Regions from separate parts of the Homo sapiens genome. Here all the other regions are linked to region 1. A link is a loop called in an ENCODE intact Hi-C map of the cell type or tissue named here. Cell type or tissue: IMR-90. All regions are shown on one strand. Links, peaks and the distances in the headings refer to the core of each region. The heading gives the core; the rest is flanking DNA.

Region 1 (11,172 bases), core at 4,386-6,885:
CGATCATGCCTGTAATCCCAGCCCTTTAAGAGGCCGAGGCGGGCGGATCACGAAGTCAAGAGATCAAGACCATCCTGGCCAACATGGGGAAACCCCATCTCTACTAAAAATACAAAAATCAGCTAGGTGTGGTGGTACACGCCTGTAGTCCCAGCTACTCAGGAGGCTGAGGAAGGAGAATCACTTGAACCCGGGAGGCAGAGGTTGCAGTGAGCTGAGATCATGCCACTGCACTCCAGCCTGGCGACAGAGCGAGACACCATCTAAAAAAAAAAATATCCAAAGCTCTTAAAACAGCAACCATGAAATTAGCAGCCCTCAATTTCTCCATTTGTGGGAGCAGAGAGAATCTCCCCACCCTGTGGATCCAAAGATGAGGTTGGCCATTGTCCTGCTAGGTAGAGCTTCACCAGAGCAGATGCTGGGGTAAGGGAGGTGTGTGGGAGAGACGGGCATCCCACACCTGCAGTCATAGCCTCTGCTCCCATGTCTACATCAAGTACCCAGCTCAGACGGGGGGCGGTGGTATTTCTTTCACCAGCCTGCAGTTTGGCAGGTTCCTCAAAGAGAAATGCTCTTACGTTCATTTAAAAGTCTAAGTAGGGACAGCACAAATTATTAGTGTTTGAAATATTTATAAAGTCTCTTGTTTGCAATGGCATAGGAGGTGATAGACCACAAATAAAAGAAAACCGCAGATGCACCACGCATGTAGAGAGACGGAGAGGGGCAGGAATGTTGTCTGCCTGCCGCCACCTCATTTTTGAAGGCTGCTAAGCCAGGTGAATTTTCATTCTGTGTTTTCTGAAACTGACTTCCTTTCTACGGCTCTGTTCACCTCTCCCTCCTTAAAATGATCACCAGACACTTAAACGGAAGATTTCAACATCACAAACCATGAACATTAGGGCAAGCTGGGGGAAAGGCAGATGAAATCACTCTGTTTTTATTTTTGTTTTTTTGAGAAAAGGTTTCACTCCTGTCACCCAGACTGGAGTGCAATGGCATGGTCTCGGCTCACTGCAACCTCTGTCTCCTGGGCTCAAGCAATTCTCCTGCCTCAGCCTCCCAAGTAGCTGCAACTACAGTTGCATGCCACTGTGCCCGGCCAGTTTTTGTATTTTTGTAGAGACAGGGTTTCGCTATGTTGCCCAGGCTGGTCTTGAACTTGGCTCAAGTGATCTGCCGACCTCAGCCTCCCAAAGTGCTGGGATTACAGGCATGAGCCACTGCACCGGGCCAGAAACACTACTTTAAAATTTTTCTGGGAGTCTAAAATGATATCAAAATTAAAAAGTTTAAAAAACACACATACACACAACATAAACTTACACAGCGTTTAAGTTGGGGAAAAAAAGCATGGAGAAAAATAAATGTGCTTTTCTGATTTAATAGATGTAAAAACCAAAGTCACGCAGTGAGTCAAGGATGAAAAGTGAGGTCGTCCGTCCGACTTCCAGCCCAGACCTCCCTTTTTGCTGATCTTTGGCCACTTAAATGCACATGCTAATAATTTAGAAAATAGGTGCTTAGGTCCTGCTTTGGGAATTACCATGGCTTAAATGTATTCATTGATGTGCATATGTACATACATCTGTTTATACATGCATATGCATTCATTCACTCATATCAGTGAATGAATGAATGAATGAACTCATTTGCACTCATTTACTAACTCAGCAAGTACTGTGCTATGTGCAGGAGATGCAGCAGTGAGCAAGAGAGATTTGGCCCTGCCTTTCCTGAGCTAGTAAAAGACGTGGATTCAGGTAACGTCTTGCGCTTCCAGTTGATCCCACGAGGAGCTCTGGAGTGTGACTTGTACCCTAGAGTTGTCCTGCCTTGGAGTAAAGAGGCTGGCCTTTTGTACCCTTGTATTAGTCAATTATTGGCTACATGACACCAGTGTATCCAACTGGTGCAGAGGGGATGGTGCACCCTCTCCAGGATTTTCAGGTAAGGCAACTCCTGTCAGTGGAGGGCAGTGTTAGCTGTGGGGTGCTGCTGTGTTAGCAGCAAACATTCACCACGGCAGGGGGCTGGACTTACCAATGTACATTACCAGTTTAATATACATTTAATGTACAACACCAGTTTAATGCACATTTAATGTACCATCAAGGAGGTTGGATGCATTGACTTTTCAAAGGGGATCTGAGTGGGGCACCAATGGCATCTACTACGTGAGAGACAGAGCTTTATCCTACTGGGAAAGTGGGGGAGGCAATCTAGAATTCACACTTCTATGTGATCTCAATTTGAGGGATGAGGGAGCTGGGCTATTTACCCACCAACTCCTGGCAGCCCTTACTGAAGGTGACTCCTGGGGAGGTTAATTCTCAGTGTGGCCTGTGTGTAGCCACAGAGAGCTCCAGCAGCCGACAGTCATGTGCTGGAAGGTGGAGATTGGGCAGATGTGCTTGGAAATGGGGAGCATTATGGAAATGTGGGTGTGTGGGATGCCAAGATCATCTGCTCCAGGTGGCCTGGACCAATCAGACTTATCCCCCAGAAATGTGGAATGAGGAAGCTGGTGGAAGCTTGGAGTCTCAGGTCAGCTGAGGACCAGAGCAAGGAAATGACAGCTGTGGCTGGAGTGGTCATCATGGCCTTTTGCGTGGTGAAAATGTATGGGCATGAAGGTAAGGCGTCATCAGCATTAATGGCCAGGACAGATGGGGAGTAGGGAGCTGTGTGCATGGAGATGCTGGGGAGTCACTTGGGCAAGGGGGTAGTTGGCTGGGGACCCCACCTGGCTTCTGATTATTATTTTATTTGTTCATTCATTCTACAGATATTTATTGAGACTACTGAGATCATGATGTGCCAAGCATTGTGCTCAATGCGGGGAATATGAAGGAGGAATAAAACAGACAGGGTCCTTGCTCCCTTGGGGTTTATGTTTTATGTGTGTGTGGGGGTGGGGGTGGGGGCAGGTAGGAGGGGGGATAAGTAAATAAATGAACAAGATAATCAGAGAGTCAGGTACATTCAGTAAAGGAAACCCAACAGGGTGCAAGGTGGAGAGTATCTGATGATGAGGGTACTTTCAACAGGCGATCATAGGCAAATTCTGACCATCTCCACTTTACAGATGAGGAAACCGAGGCTTTGAGAGGGTAAGGAACTTGCCCAAGTGCATTCAGCTAGGAAGCGGCCCTTACTGTAGATCTCTTCTGTCTCTCTGTAATACCTTCTACTCCTTGGCTCTGGGTTAGTTAATTCCTTGAGCCAACAGAGATTAGAGCCACTCTTTTTGCTTTCCCTATCAGTGATTTTATGATTTGGAGAGCAGGACACTGATCCTCCTGAGTCCCTGCCCAGACCCTTCTGGGCACGCACTGGCCTGGGATGAGCTGTGACTCACAGCTTTGGGGCCATCCTCACATTGCAACTGTCAGGGTCCAGGAGAGTAGAGTGGCTCTGGGGACAGGGAGGCTCGTCCCGGCCCACCACTCGTTCACTGTGGGACCTTGGGCGAATGACCTCACTTCTCCAAGTCCCAGTTTCCTCCTCTGTCACATGCCAGCACCAGTTGTCTCTACCTCCTGGCACTATTGTGAAGATTAAACGAGCTAACACTTGTGTAGGAGTTGGCGCCGTGCCCAGCACAGTAAACACTCACATCAAGCTCAGTTTGGGCAGCTGCTGCCCCCAAATACTCTGATCACCTGTCGGAGGGTCCGAAGGGGCAGGGGAAGGCAGGCACTCTCATCCATGATCTTTAAGACCCTCAGCCCCTGAATGACCCTGAACCGGAGCCGGGGGTGGAGAAGAGGCAATTTTCCGACTTTGGGTCAGGACTGCCAAAGCCAATTAGGGAAGTCAGACGGGCGGCAGCCTCCAGCACCCAAGCAAACCGATGTGGCAGCCAGCGGAGGGGCCAGCTCACTCTGACCTTAAACCCAAACGCTCCTGCCCACATCTGCAGCTAAATAAACCAAGTAAATCATGCTGGCAGATAGATAATTAAATAATTATCAGGCACTTAATAACAAGGAGTGGGTGTTCTGAATTACCATATTAGACAGTGTCTTTGAGGACTAATTGTTGCATTACATCAGAGTTACTCATTCATTATTCTTGTCATTTCGGGTGATAATTTGCACTTTAGGAGACAGCGACAATTTTAGCAGGCAATTAGAGACGTGTCAGGCCTGGCCCCGTGAGTTACTGTCACAATTATTGCCTTTTTTTCCAGGGTCCTCATTTGCAGTCGTGTATTTAAGGGGATTTGGGTAATTCCAGGCCTGGGCAAAACAACCAACCCACGGGATAGCGGCAGGGTGAGGACACAGCAGCCGCCACCATTGGAGCAAGGAAGGGGCGGCTTTCCCAGAAGTGGTGGTGCGGAGCTCGGGCCAGCAGGCAGAGCTGAGCAGGGCTGTCGGAGCCACATCCAGTCACTGAAAACGAGAGTTCTACCTCCCAAGTAGTTCGTGATGCTGTCTGTTCCTCTCTTGGCTTCTTGCCACCCACTCAACCTAGGCTTTTGTTACTGCTTACCTGAACCTTTGCGATGAGTTCTTCCCAGGCCCTGGGGAGGCAGAAAGGAGGAGAGAATGAGAAGGGAGAACAGAGAAGAGGAGAGGGGAAGGAGTAAAAGAGAGGAAGGAAAAAAGATGTAGAAATCGTGTTTTTAACTTTCTGTCTTTGATGATGCTTGGGAATTGTGGAGGTCTTGAGGATCCAAGGAGGGAGTGCCCCTCCCAGGGTTAGGTAATTCCTAGAGGTAGCAAACCACTTCTCTTCTGAGCAAGCCTTTGATATGCAAACCAACCAATCCTGAGTCTTTTTTTCAACCTCCTGCCTTCCAGGACGCTATCCCCCTGTTCCAAATCACCCCAGGACCAGGAACCAGACAACTAGGGACTGCCCCTATAGCCCAGAGTCAGCCGAAATTATTCAAAATGGCCAATGCTAAGTCTGCCTACCCTGGCTCACCTGTTCTTTCCAGTAAAACCCATGATATTGTTATCATTAGTATTATTACTGTTTTTGAGACAAGGTCTCACTCTGTCTCCCAGGCTGGAGTACAGTGGCACAATCTTGGCTCACTGAAACCTGTGCCTCCCAGGCTCAAAAGATCCTCCCACTTCAGCCTCCCAAATAGCTGGGAGGACAGCGTGCACCACCGTGCCAGGCTAATTTTTTGTACTTCTTGTAGAGGCTGGGTTTCACCATGTTGCCCAGGCTAGTCTCGAACTCCTGGGCTCAAGAGATCTGCCTGCCTCGGCCTCCCAAAGTGCTGGGATTATAGGTGTGAGCCACCATGCCCAGCCTATTATTATTATTATTATTTTATTTTGGCTACCATTAACTGAGAAAACAAAATCCATGATAAAGGCCCTGGCCTATGCTTTCCCTGGCTGCTTCTGCCCTGTGTAACGTGTTACGCCCCCTCCTCTTGGGAACTGTGAGTAATAAACTATCTTTTCAATAGCAGTCGTCTTCCTGCTGTGTGGGTCTCACCTAAATAAAAACAAAATCCTGTGTGCAAAATAGAAAAGAGTATAGGAAACAAGAGAAGAGAATAGAAGAAGGAAGAGAAAAATGAAAGAAAAGAAAGAAGAGAGGGAGATGGAGAGAGAAATAAGAGAGAAAAGGGAACGGGAGAAAAAAGTTTGAAAGAAGGAGAGAGAAGACTGGAGAAAATGAAGAGGGAGAGAGATGAGAAAAGGGAAAAATCAATGTGGAAAGGAAGGAAAGGGAGAGGGAGAAGAAAGAGATGGGGGAGAAGTGGAGGAAGAAGGGGAAGACTGGAGGGAAGTTTGCATGTGAAAGTTATATATGAAACCAACATTTTTTTTTCCATTGCTTGGAGTGTTTACTTTTCAGTGAAATCCAGTGTCTGGGTTCATTTACCCACAGCTGACTCACTTGACCCTGGGCAACTTCAGAACAGACACCACGAATCAATGACTCAGAATAGGCTCTCAGAAAATATTTTTAACTGGCTCCACAGTGTGAATCAAGAAAAATAAAGCACGATTAAATACAAACGTGAAACTCCACAGAAAGAGAAGAGTTTCAGCTTCAAAGCAATGACTTCTTAGCTCTGTTCTTAGCAATTAGACAGGAAGAGACTGCAGTGGCTGAACTGGGCCTCCTTTTTCCTTGGCTTAGACTTGGAAGGAATTATCGGTTCAGAATGCATGCTGCCAGGAGAGAGGGCAGCTGCTGGAGGAATGTGTGGCCCAGTAACAGTCAGAGGTAGTAAAACTCCGTGCCTCAGAATGTAGGCCTGGAGTCTCAGCTCCACTACTTATTAGCTGTGTGACCTTGGGCAAGTCACATTTCTGAAATCATAATTTTCTCATCTCAAGGTTGATGTGCTAGTGGGCTTTGCTGAGCTTTATAACAAAATCAAGTCTATAAAGAATTATGGGCCAGGCACTGTGGCTCACACCTGTAATACTACACTTTGGGAAGCCAAGGTGGGGGGATCGCTTGAGGCCAGGAGTTTGAAACCAGCCTGGGCAGCATAGTGAGACTCCCATCTCTACAAAAACTAGAAAAACTAGCTGGGTGTGGTGACGAGCACCTGTAGTGCCAGACACTTGGGAGGCTGAGGGGGAAGATCTCTTGAGCCCAGGAGTTGGAGGCTGCAGTGAGCTCTGACTGAACCATTGCACTCCAACCTGGGTGGCAGAGTGAGACCTTTACTCTCCACTAAAAAAATGCATAGGACCTGATGCAAAGAAAGTGTTTCTGGGTAAGTGGGAGCTACTGTTTTATTATTATTATTTTAAATTTGATTTAGTGTATGGTTATCTGTCCCTGTGTGGCTTTGATCTGAACCCACCATCTCCCTGGTCCTATCGGGTTAGAAGGTGATTCTGGTGTTTGGGCTGGTTCCCTCTGGCACTGGAACTGGCCCTTCCTAAGATGGTTCCTCTGAGGGTTAGGATTTTCCCTTGACCTCACTCCTTGGGGCATGCTACCCCAAACGTCGCAAGTCCACTCCCTGGCTGGGAAGCAGAAGGAAGGGCCATCTACAACATGCACTCAGCATCCACTGCATGCCAAGCCTCATGCCAACCACATAACATTCATCACTTTATTAAGCCTCACAGTAGCCTCTGAAGTAGGGGCAAGTAATCCATTCCCATTTTACACATGAGACAGGCAAAGAGAGGTAGAATAGGTTCTTTAGGGTGATACAGCCACTCAGTGGCAGAGTCAAGATTTGAGCCTGACTCAGGATCTTTTTGCAGTCTTCCCTGTCTCCTAAGATGCAATATCATTACCTGATGTGGTCACCCCACAGGTGAAAAACTCTAACAGTGCTTTGAACCCATTTCTGCAGCAAGAGTTGGCTTCATACGCAAAATGGGTTTTTCCCAAATGTGTAAAAAATTATATTTGAAGAAAACCACAAACGATTATGTAAAAAGTAAAAGTGACTGTGGACATTGCATTTTAAGGATAAGTATAACATATATAAATCTATGTGTGTATATATATACACACACACACACATACATCCTACACGCACGCACGCACACATATATGCATAAGCTAAATGGAGTTAATTAAGTTAAAACCACAGTAAATCTGACAGATTCATATTAACACGATGGTCAAAACTGTAGGAAATATAGTATTTTGAAAAAGAATAAATCCAGCCAATTACAGATTTATGTTGACGCCAGCACAGTTACCACCGTTTTACAATAATCATTGATCAATCAACGTTTTATGACAAAACTATAATTTTCACGTGTTTCACCCTCACCTAAAAGTTTCCTCGTTTGCTTAATTCCCGGAATGTGATTCCATAAATCTTTCTCTTTGCGATATTAAGTAGATAATAAGAATGCCATGTAAGATTTGCTTATGGTTTAAACCACAGTTGCAAATGATTTATAATTAGGGCCAAATCTAAGACAAAACATTATTAAAGTCAAAACCTGCTGTAAATTGGTGCGGTTGGCTTGGGCATTTAGGAATTTATCGGGGTTTGATGCCAGTATTTCCTCTGGTGATTTCCAAGGGGTCTGCTGACACCAAGGGGAGATATTTATGATTAAGGGAAAGCTGCAGAACTACCGGGGTGTCCCTGGTGGCATCAGCCAAGGGGACTGCCAGGCCTGACTCCGTGTGTCATCATCAAAGGCAAAACCCTCAGTGTGGGTCTCTCTAGGCATGTCAGCCAACACTGAGGTGCTCAGAGTCCACCCTGCTCTTCCCACGGGCCGATCTCCTTGGAGTTTTCAGCTGAAGAAGTTTCTTGGAACAAATCAGACCATGAGAGTGTCACTTGTGCAACATGTGTTTATTGAGCACCTACTATGTGCAAGGTCTTGGGGATACAGTGGTTAACTAATGAAGCAAATATCTCTGCTCTCATAGTGTTGTGGAGAAGAGACTTAATCCTCTACACATAGGAGGTAAGGCAGAGGCCAATGTAGGTGGGAGGCCCTGGAGAGATGCGGGTAATGGGGGAGAGGGAAGCAGGTAGGAAGTGGGAGAGAAGCTAGACTGTTGGAGAGTGGGAAGGGAGGCTGGTGGGAGGTGAGGGGGAAGTTACAGGGATACAGGGGAGGCTGGTAAGGGGTGGGAGGGAGGATGTAGAGTCCATTTAAAATAAAGTTGTCAAGGAAGGCCCCCTGGAGGAGGAGGTGGTTCCTTTGTTTTAGGGGTGGAGGAGTGAGCCAGGGTCTGTCTAGGGAAAGAGCATTGGTAGATCTCTTTCTGAGGAGGAGAGATCAGTAAATGCAGAGGCTGTGAGAAGACAGCATCCCAGCACACATAAGTAACAGGGAAGAGCCCAGTGTGACTGCAGAAGAGTGAGCGATGGGGAGATCGGGGAGTGGAGTCAGGGCTCAGGCCATGCGCTGCCAAGACCTTGGATTTCTGGTGATGGGGAGGCCATAGGGGAGGGTTGAACCAGGTGGTGACCTACTCAGATAGACATTTCAAAAATAATTGTTTTGGATACTGTTTGCACAAATGACTGTAGGGCCAGGAGCAAGATGGGAGGCATTCCTGCTATCCAGGTGGGAAAGGAAGGTGGCCAAGACCAAGAGGTAGAGAGGGGAGAGATGAGTGCACTTGAAGTCATTTTTGGAATAGAGCTGCCAGGACTTGTTGATGAATTGGACATTGGATGTGACAAGGAGGGAGGAATAAAGGTTGGGTTGTTTGAGTGAAGGTTGAGTTGTTTCAGGCCTGAGCACCTATTTGCATGATGGTGCCTGTTCCTGAAATGAGGACTGGAGGTGATACCAGGTTAGAGAAAGAGTGGCATGGGATCTAGATTTTGGCGAGGGGTTGTGAAGCTTGAGATGCCGTTAGTTTCCAAATGGAGAGGTCAAGGGAGCAGATGAATATGTGAGTCTGACCTCTTTTGGGAGAGAGATCAGGCTGGAGTGAGAAAATATGAAGGCATCAGCCTAAGGATGGGTTTAAGCCATGAGGTCACCAAGAACCGAGGACAGATAAGTACAAGGGAACATCTGCAGCTGAGTCCCGAAGCCTGCAAGATTTAGGCATTGGGGGAAAGGAGAAGCACCCGATAGTGGACATCCAGAAGGAGATTTCACTGACATTGGAGGAAACCAAGAGCATGTGGTGTCCTTGGAGAGAACATCAACCCACAAAGGTGAAGCCATCAGTGGTATCAAATACGGCTGAGAGGTCAAGTAAGATGACAATGGACTCTGACTACTGGCTTTGGAAACATGATGGTCTTCGGCCACGTGGACATCAAAAGTTCTGAATTCTTGGACTGCACTTTGACATTTTTTCATCAACCTCCCTGTAAGACATTTCAAGAATCAATGGTGTCAAAATTGCTTAATTTCTTGGAGACCTGTTTTTGAAGAGCATCCTCTACTGCATGACAGCTGCCTTGGTATGATCACCTAGGAGGTATTGCTTCCAGGGGAATACCAAGGAAATCTGCTTCTTTTGAATAACTGACTATATTTTCCATCTTTAAACACGTAGATTCCTATTCCCTTCTTTGCTTTGGCCACTAGTTGCTTAGCAACTGCATCCGGACAGCGTGTTTTGTGTGCCAAACTCATTCTTGGTTCCATCCTATTTTTTATTCTCATTTTCCCTTTGCCCTGGTTACCTTCTCTATTTTATTTTAATCCTCTTGTAATGTGCACTTTTCTCTCTAACGTGTGTATTTCTGGTGTGTAATCACTGTAAATTTCTCTGGAACCATATGGGGGTAAATAGTGTGACAAATGCCAAATGTTATGACTGTTACGTAGATATCCCTGAGCCTTGATTAAGAACCCGCATGCATCCCGATGGGGAGAAAAGAGACCTGGGCATGGAGCCAGGAGGTATTTACTCTAGTTCTGGCTCTGTCCCTAAATAGCTGGGTGACCCTGGCAAATCTAGTCCCCTCTCTGAATCTCAGCTACTTCCATTATCACACACAGGGGTTATAGTAGCTTGGGATTAGCAAACAAGAGGCGCCCATGCACTGACCATCACCTGGTTCCATAGCAGACATCACTCATCAATTAGGCACTCTTTGGCATTGGGCTTAAACAAGACATCAGAATCCTTCTTAACACCGTACCTCAGGCCATGGCTACCAGTTAATGGGAGTTGGCGTGCTAAAGGAGGCCTGTTTGCACTATGGGACTAAGCAACATTTCCATGTGAGATTGATTGTTGCTGATGAACTAGAACCCCAGTACCATCTGTAGTGGCTGGTGTTCTATTGTCCACATGATAGCATTTCAAAGCAGAGGGGATGGAAAGGCATTGTGGGAAGGCTCTATAATAACTATATAAAATTATAAAGTATGCCATGTATATCCTAGCATTTGTCATTGGATGTATGAATATACCCTTAAGTATATCCATAGAGGGTATGGTCAGACCATACCCTCTGTTTACTTAAGCTGAGCGTTTAGGACCTCAGGATATACAGGCTCACTGAATGCTAAATCTCAGAGATAATGATTTGCCTTCTATTGGAATAAGCAAAATCAGTAATTTCCATGATCACTAAAATGTGTTGTTTTTTTTCTTTCCAAATAGAAATAAAGACATAATCCAACATTTCTGTTTAAATCACCCTTTACATGTCTGGGAAAAAAGAAAAAAAAACTTTTCTTAATAGAGAAACTGGGAAACTAACTTTTAATTAATTAATTGATGTTCAAAAAATTCCCCGTTGCCTAGTGTAATTGAGTGTAT
Region 2 (2,500 bases), core at 1-2,500, 970 kb after region 1:
AAAAAAAGGAGAATTAATATAAATAGGTATCTATGTATGGTACAAACATTCCTAACAAAATAAACTACAGGAATCAGAAAATATACCAAATAATAGTAATTAAATGAGACTACAACTAATTTTTTTCTTTTGTGTACAATTATTTTCAAAGTTATCATTTAAAAATTTAAAAAAACCTAATACACTGAAAAACAAATTGACTCTAAAGAAGTTTTTTTGCCCTCAGCAGAGTATTTTCGGACAAAGACCAACTTTACCCTAAATTATCTGGGTACTATTTCAAGTCTTCATTCTTCTTTCACTATAAACAATCTGGCTTTTGGCTTCTTTTTTCTGATGTTTAATAAATTAAATCTAAACAAAGCTAAACAAAATCAAGTTAAAAGCTGAATTAAGATCTTTAATACGTAACTTTAGTCCATCCCATATTTAATTTTTCTTGAAAGCAATCACAAGGTATACATGCAAAATAAAATGATCAACTCTTCTAGGTTATCAGCAACATGCTAGTGAAGAAATGTGTAACCTTTAAAATGTGAAAAATCTCAATGGGGCAAATATTTGGGACCCCACTCTCAGAGCAATGTTCTAGAATCCACAGGACCCAAAGAAGTTCCAGCGTCTCTGCCTAGCTCTCAAGAGGTTCACAGCCTGTGGCAAGGCAAAGCTTCCTCTCTGGCTTTAAAAAAATACAAATGTTGCGCGGAGGGTGAAAGGAAGGAGAGGAACAAAAAAGATAACTATTGGGTATGGGCAGGGGAGGGGCGGGCGGTGAGAAATACTATGTACAACAAATCCCCGTGACATGTGTTTACCTACATAACAAACCTTCACATGTACCCCCAAACCTAAAATAAAAGTTTTAAAAAAATGTTTTCTGATTCTTTCTTCTTCATTGGCTAAAAAACAACCCCAAAGCAAATAAAACCAAAATCTGAATTAAGATCTTTGACACATAACTCCAATCCAGCCCAAACCTAACATTTTCCTCCTCTAAGGCAAAACAGTTAACTCTTTGCTAATCTGCGAGTAAATAAAATGATTTTGCTAATAAATTGAGTTTTACATAAAGCATGAAAATTTAAAAGGACAACTTAAAAAGGTAAAGAATGGTTGATTACAAAGAGAACAATCAAAAGTTCTACAAGATGAACGTCATGGGCTAACAAGAACCTCAAATTATGACTCATTGCTACGTAATTTAAATTTCATCTGTAATACAGTAAGCACTAGTTGTGAAATGTTTCCAAAATTGTATTTAAATAGTTTGTATATTCACTGAATTCCTTACATTTCATGTTTCTAACTGTAAATGAAACTCCCAAGCCTGAGTCATGTTTTTAATTTAACAACACATATTAGGTTACTCTAAGGTATGTGGATGAGGTCTTAGGGGGAGTAATGTATACTAGAGGCACACAATGTAACTAAACAAAACACAGTGTGTTTAACTGGAGGAGTGAGCAATCAGTACATGTTATCCACAAGAACTAGTTTCTCGAATCTGTGACAAACAAATATAAACAAACGTAAAAGAGATTTAACATTTTTTAAAAAGAATCCAAAGGCATTCTGGAAATGTATTTTCTAAAAATACAGTCCCTTCAGTTTCATGAGACTTGTCAAGTTTACACATACTTTTTCCTATTTAAAACTGTGTTGGGATGAAGATGGAATAGGTATGTGCTACACTGAACCAGAGTTAACGCTTTGCAAAGACACAGCAGTTTCTGTAAGGCTCATAACTGTCTTCATATTTTCATTTTTCAATTTTAGGCAATGTGAATGCTTAATTTCAGCTGCTGATTCTGTGATGTTAAGTTTCCAACCCAGATTTCACCAAGAAAGTTAAAAATAAATGCACTGCTGGGAGTGCTGCCAGTGTGTGTGCATCAGTAAATATCAACACAAGATTACGAAATATATGTGACGTCTATGTACTGAAATTTCAAGCAGAACCCCATTCCCCAACTCAGCTATTCTCTCTATTTAGGTAACCTAAACTTTATTTAGGTAACCATTTATTTTAGTAGCCATTTGGACAGACCTAAATTGGACATTATATTTCTGTAAATACATGGGAAGTCCAATATTTGATTTTTATTTGGTTTAAGGTAGTTAACTTGAATCTAGCAAATACTTACAAGCCCCTACTATGAGCAAACCTCCCTGCTTGGCACTGACCCATATCAAGGTAAGTCAGACACAAAGCCTACCGTTTAAAATTCAGTGTGAACAACAGGAGATGGAGGAGGTGGGGGGAAGGAAGACAGGGGGAATACATAAACCACCACCCTGACCCAAGACACACTGGGAGCCATGAGAAGGTCATCGGCAAGACTCTAGTGGCATTCAAAGGTGGGGAAGTCCCATCTGGTGGGGTAAATGGAAAATATTAAATGGAAGAAGTAAACATGAGATTAAATGTGAGTTTAAAAAGACTGAACTAATTGTAGGTTAATCTAATTTCACAAAAAGGCGAAATAAGATCCAGACAGGA
Region 3 (5,240 bases), core at 2,741-5,240, 220 kb before region 1:
GGTCTGTGGGAGCACCAAGGAGACAGACAAGATTGATGTGCACCTACTCTGTGCCAGGCGTGTGCCAGGCATTGGGGATGTAGTGGTAGTTAAACACCATTTGGTCTTCAGGAGCTTTAATTCTAGTGTGTTGGGTGCAGGGGGGTGGAATGGGGACAGAGAGACACCTAATCCACCCTGTGGTGGCTTTCTGGAGAGGGAGGCATCTAAGCTGAGCTGTGGCTGGGTGGAGTGTGGGTGGGGATGAGTTCCGGGCAGCGAGAGTGGTGGACACCAGTTTCTGGGGATCAGAGAGGATCCAAAGAGGTTCTGGAAGGTTCATGTGGAATGTAGCAAGAGATAGGAGACATGGACATGGTGCCGGGTCTGGTTGCCAAGAAGTTTAGATTTTATCCTTAGGCCTTGGGGAGCGACGGATATGATCTGAGAAAGGGAGTTAGTGGATTTGAGTTTTAGGCTGGCCATTTGGCTTTTCCAGCCCAGGTGGAACTCAGAGGAGTTTGCAATGGCCTCTGGCCACATTTTAGACAACTGAGCAGAACTTTTTGAAACTAGGAAGACCCTTTGGTCCATCTTTTGATAAACAGAATCCATACATGTCTACCCCAGTTGGAAGTATCTCTGCAATGACTGGAAAGTAAAGAGGACCAAGGTGAAAATAAAGGCTCGGAAGGGGAGCAATCTTGAAAACATGTCATCCCATGGTGGTGGGAAGTCCCTGGAGAAGATCAGGGGAAACACAGTCATAGGCTGCAAGTCTATAAGATAATTCCATTGGGGAGGGAGCCCATTTGTCATGCATGGCTGCAAGGGGCAGATACAAGTGTGGAGTAAGCTTGCAAGAGCTGATCCTGGTCCCAGAGAGGGAAAAATATGCCTTGGTGGGTAATGAACCTTTTGTTCCCAGAGGCAGAAGGATTGGGACTAGGCCAACATAGAGATTGGCGATGGTTGTGAGATTCTAAGAGTGTGTGTGCATCTTGACAATATTAGAGGAGGCTGAGCCCAAGCAGGCACATTCTCTTCGACCCCTCCCTCATTCAGTCTGCTTTGGAGTCTACTGAACATCAAGCTTGCTATGAGCAGGATCTTAGAGCTGAGGAATTGGCCTCCCAATCCGAACAGGTGTTATAATCCTTTCTTAATAGGTTGTGCTGTGGACCCAATGTGAGGGCTGTGCTGGTGTAAATGGTGACATGTTGAGCTGGGGGGATGCTTTCGGGGTGGGGGGACTGGTTCCATTCCATCAAAGGCCCTCTTGAGAGTCTATCCAGGGACCCATTGTTTTACTTTAACAGACCAGAAAAGATGTTTGTTTTCCATGTCATTACCCCCAGGGGATACCGAATGTGTGGGTAGAAATTTCTCTGTAGATTAAAAATCAGATTTTTACATGGATTCAACAAAGGAGCGTCACTTGGATTTTTGTTTTCATCCATGAATGTAGCTGCTTCTGTGTAAAATGCCATTTTGCTATTAAAAATCAATTCACGCTGGAAACATGACTGTGGCCTATGAAGCAGAAGGGACGTGCTGTTTAGGGGAGAGGGGGCAGCCAGTGGCATTCTCAAGGAGCAGGGGTGGGCTCTCTCGGTGAGTCAGCCTTTCCTCAAGAGTGACCCTAGAAGTCAATATAATAGGGTATTTTATTTTTTAATTTTGGTAAAATAATCATAACATAAAACTTCACCACCATAATAATTTCTAAGTGAACATCTTGGTGGTATCATTCACATTGTTGTGCAACCATTATCACCATTGGTATTTATTTTTCTTTTCTTTTTTTTAGAGATGAGGTCTTGCTATGTTGCCCAGGCTGGCTTTGATCTCCTGGTCTCAAGCGATCCTCTTGCTTCAGCCTCTTGAGTAGCTGGGACTGCAGGCGTGCACCACTGTGCCTGGTGGTATTTTTAAAAAATAACACTTCTTTATGCCTAGGGCAGTGCTTCCAGAAATCCAGGTTCTTATTGCCAGGGAATTTGTTTATTTTATTATTATTTTTTTTTTGAGATGGAGTCTTGCTCTGTTGCCCAGACTGGGGTGCAGTGGCGCGGTCTCGGCTCACTGTAAGCTCTGCCTCCTGGGTTCACGCCATTCTCCTGCCTCAGCCTCCTGAGTAGCTGGGACTACAGGCACCCACCACCACGCCCGGCTAATTTTTTGTATTTTTAGTAGAGACGGGGTTTCACCGTGTTAGCCAGGATGGTCTCGATCTCCTGACCTCGTGATCTGCCCGCCTCGGCCTCCCAAAGTGCTGGGTTTACAGGCTTGAGCCACCGCGCATGGCCTGCCAGGGATCTTATACTTCACTGGGGAGTCAAAGAGTTCCTTGGTGACAGAGAAAAAGATAGAGTTTAGTGTGTGATCGTGAAGGACTGGCAAATATAAGCCACACACATCGCCACTCTTCCCTTCAGCATCCTTGACAGACATTGCAAGTTGATTGCCTATCTCTCTTTGGGAACTTGGGTGCATTTTCAGGCTCTTTCTCAGAACAGTGTTCTGGGTAGCCAAGTTTTAAAAGAACTTTGGAGTCAGTCTTAGGATTGAGACTACTGATAATCCTCAGTTTGAATCCCAGCTTTGCCACACACCTGCTGTTAGATCTTGGGGATGATTGCCCTTCCCTGAGCCTCCATCGGCTCTGTAGAATGGGGAGACCACTCCCACCTCATAGGGCCATTGTGAAGGTTCCCAAGCGTTCTTGCAGAGCTAAGACAGCGCTTGATGCCCTGCAAGTGTTCCCTGAAACCTCATTCTGTGTTAGCACCAGATGATGAGATTGGGGGCCAGAGGTGCTCTGTTGGAAAGAAGGTCAGGAGGAGGTGGGGTGAGGGTGGGGGCAGTAAGGGATGGCTTTCTGGGAGAATCAAAACTTGAGGGGAACCTTGAAGGATGGGGAATAGTCAATAAATCAGGAGAAAATAGTGATGGTGCAGGGCATTTCAGGATGGCTTCTCCAAGATTCATTGGACTGGTTCGGTAGGAGATGAGGATATTGATAGGATATTGGGGTGGGGGCAGGGTGGACACTTCAGAGGAGGTTACAGATTGAGCTAAGAAGTGGAGGCTGGTCTGTGCAGCAGTGTTCAAGGCGTGGTAAGAAGAGTTGGGAATCTCCCACGGCTGGCAGAACTTGTGAGCCCCCCTGCCCTCAAAGGACTACAAGACCCCTAATGAGAAGAGAGCTTCCTCCCAGTCCTCCTTTCTCTTCCTCCTCTCCCTCCCTCTATTCACCCAGCAGCTGTTTACTGAGTCCTTCTTTTATAGTGGGCACTGCCCTAGCCTCTGGGATGCCAGGTTGCTGGCCTTTCTGTTACCAGTGCACCTATTTGCTCTCGCCTGGGTACCTACTTTTGCACTGGCTTTTCCCGTCACTTAGAATGTATGTCCCTCTGGTTTTCACGTGGCTGACTTCTTGTTGGCGCTCAGCTGAACATCACTTGTTCAGAGAAGCCTCCCCTGACCACCCTGTCCACAGTACTCTATCACTGCAGTTCTCAAACATTTTGGCTTCAGGCTCTTTACACTCTTGCCATATGACGCACAGTGCTAGCTGATTGCCTGCCTATCTTTGGGAACTTGGGTGCATTTTCAGCCTTTTTCTCAGAAAAGTGTTCTGGGCAGCCAGGCCCAGTTGCAGGTGTTTTTTCAAAGGCATTGTGGATGCTGGCCACTCACAAGGCTCAACTGGCCCCTGTTTCATTCATTCAGCAAAATGTTGTTGAGTCCTACTGTGTGTCAAATACAATGCTGGGTGCCCAGGGCACAGCAGACAGGCATCACCCCTGCAGAGTGCAAAGCCCAGGAGAGGCAGTGAATGGAAACTAGATTTGGATGGGGGACAGGGACAGAAGGAAACCATTGTAGAGACTCTGCCATGTTGTAAATTAAAACAGAGACGTTTTAAAAAGACTTGTTTATTCATGGAAAAATCACAATAACAATAATAAACCCATCGCATATTAACAAAAATAACACATGCTTTATTATGAATAACCGTATTTTCCAAAGCAAAATAAATTTAGTGAGAAGACAGCATTATTTTACTTTCTTAGGGTAAATCTCTTTAATGTCTGGCCTAATAGAAGACAGATTGTGTTGCATTCTGATATCTGCCTCTGCATTTAGTCTGTTGCATGTCAGTGTCGTGTAGCTCCTGGGAGTCCAGTCCGCTTTGTAGGTGCTCTGTGGCCCAGCCAGAGCTGTAGTTCACAGGAGCGACCAGGAGATGGTGGTGTTGCACCAAACCCTCACTGCTTATTATTGGAAACTCAGTTCCTCTCAGGGGCATTTGGGGCTGGATGCTCTACGGGATACTCTGGAAATCACAGAGTTTTAGGGCATTGAGTAGGACTTGGCATGGGTGGGACAAGGATAGGGACTGGAGAGAATGCAGCTGAGGACAGAAACTCTGGAAAACCACTCTTCATTTTTGCGGAGGGCTCCTTTTCTTTTCTCTCTCTCTCTCCCTCCCTCCTTCCCTCCCTCCCTCCTTCCCTTCCTCCCTCCTTCCCTCCCTTCCTCCCTTCCTTCCTTCCTTCTTTTCTTTTTTTTCCTTTTTTTTTTTATGGAGTCTCACTCTATCGCCAGGCTGGAGTGCAGTGACGCGATCTCGGCTTACTGCAACCTCTGCCTCCCAGGTTCAAGCGATTCTCTTGCCTCAGCCTCCCTAGTAGCAGGGGTTACAGGCGCCTGCCACTGCACCTGGCTAATTTCTGTATTTTTAGTAGAGTCGGGGTTTCACCATCTTGGTCAGGCTGGTCTTGAACTCCTGACCTTGTGATCCACCCGCCTCGGCCTCCCAAAGTGCTGGGAGTGAGCCACCTTGCCCAGCCGAGGGCTCCTTTTCCTAACAGAGGCCAAGCCAAGTGACTTCCCCTCTCTAAGCCTCAGCTTACTCCTCCACCAAATGGGCAAAGTACGCCTTTGGCTTCCATTCCATCCTGCCACTCTCAGCAGGGTTCACTATTTTGATAACACTGGTGTTTTCAGCAATGCAGGATCCCCCAACCATCGACCTCTGAGGCCTAGACTATTCCAAGAACTCGCTGATGCTGTGAGCTCTTCCTGCAGGCAAAACTGTTCCTTCTCTCTCCACCTCCAAACACACCTTCATTCACCTGGATTGAGTTAAAGTGGCCGGTACTGTTTTCCGAGTGTTTGCTCCATGCAGGCTCTGTGCTGAATGGTTTGGACACATTGATGTATGAAGTGCTCAGAAATAGTTTACGAGTTTC

Evidence for each region. A loop is a pair of places that touch in the nucleus more often than their neighbours do. Peaks named below come from ENCODE experiments on the same cell type or tissue, not always from the same donor. Only the 100,000 strongest peaks of a DNase experiment are listed, where the experiment ranks them.
Region 2: it touches region 1 in a loop (6-fold over the local background); 2 of 110 quality-filtered maps call a loop at or near these places.
Region 3: it touches region 1 in a loop (4-fold over the local background); 3 of 110 quality-filtered maps call a loop at or near these places.

The regions. Positions count from the first base shown.
Region 1 is chr22:26,889,138-26,900,309 of GRCh38, forward strand. No RefSeq gene overlaps it. Among named protein-coding and RNA genes, the nearest start is that of LINC01422, 8.6 kb to the right of the region's middle. In IMR-90, for the core only: no CTCF peak of the experiment used is centred there; a DNase peak (open chromatin) is centred at 5,884; H3K27ac peaks cover 837 bases.
Region 2 is chr22:27,865,000-27,867,499 of GRCh38, forward strand. The region is part of intron 8 of PITPNB (phosphatidylinositol transfer protein beta); the gene reads right to left. Among named protein-coding and RNA genes, the nearest start is that of PITPNB, 53 kb to the right of the region's middle. In IMR-90, for the core only: no CTCF peak of the experiment used is centred there; DNase peaks (open chromatin) are centred at 1,312 and 1,892; H3K27ac peaks cover 1,974 bases.
Region 3 is chr22:26,674,979-26,680,218 of GRCh38, forward strand. The region is part of intron 1 of MIATNB (MIAT neighbor); the gene reads left to right. MIAT (myocardial infarction associated transcript) reads left to right here. Exons shown (of 5, transcript NR_033320.3): 5 at 1-1,500. Among named protein-coding and RNA genes, the nearest start is that of MIATNB, 4.8 kb to the left of the region's middle. In IMR-90, for the core only: a CTCF peak has its summit at 4,219 (motif pointing right); a DNase peak (open chromatin) is centred at 4,233.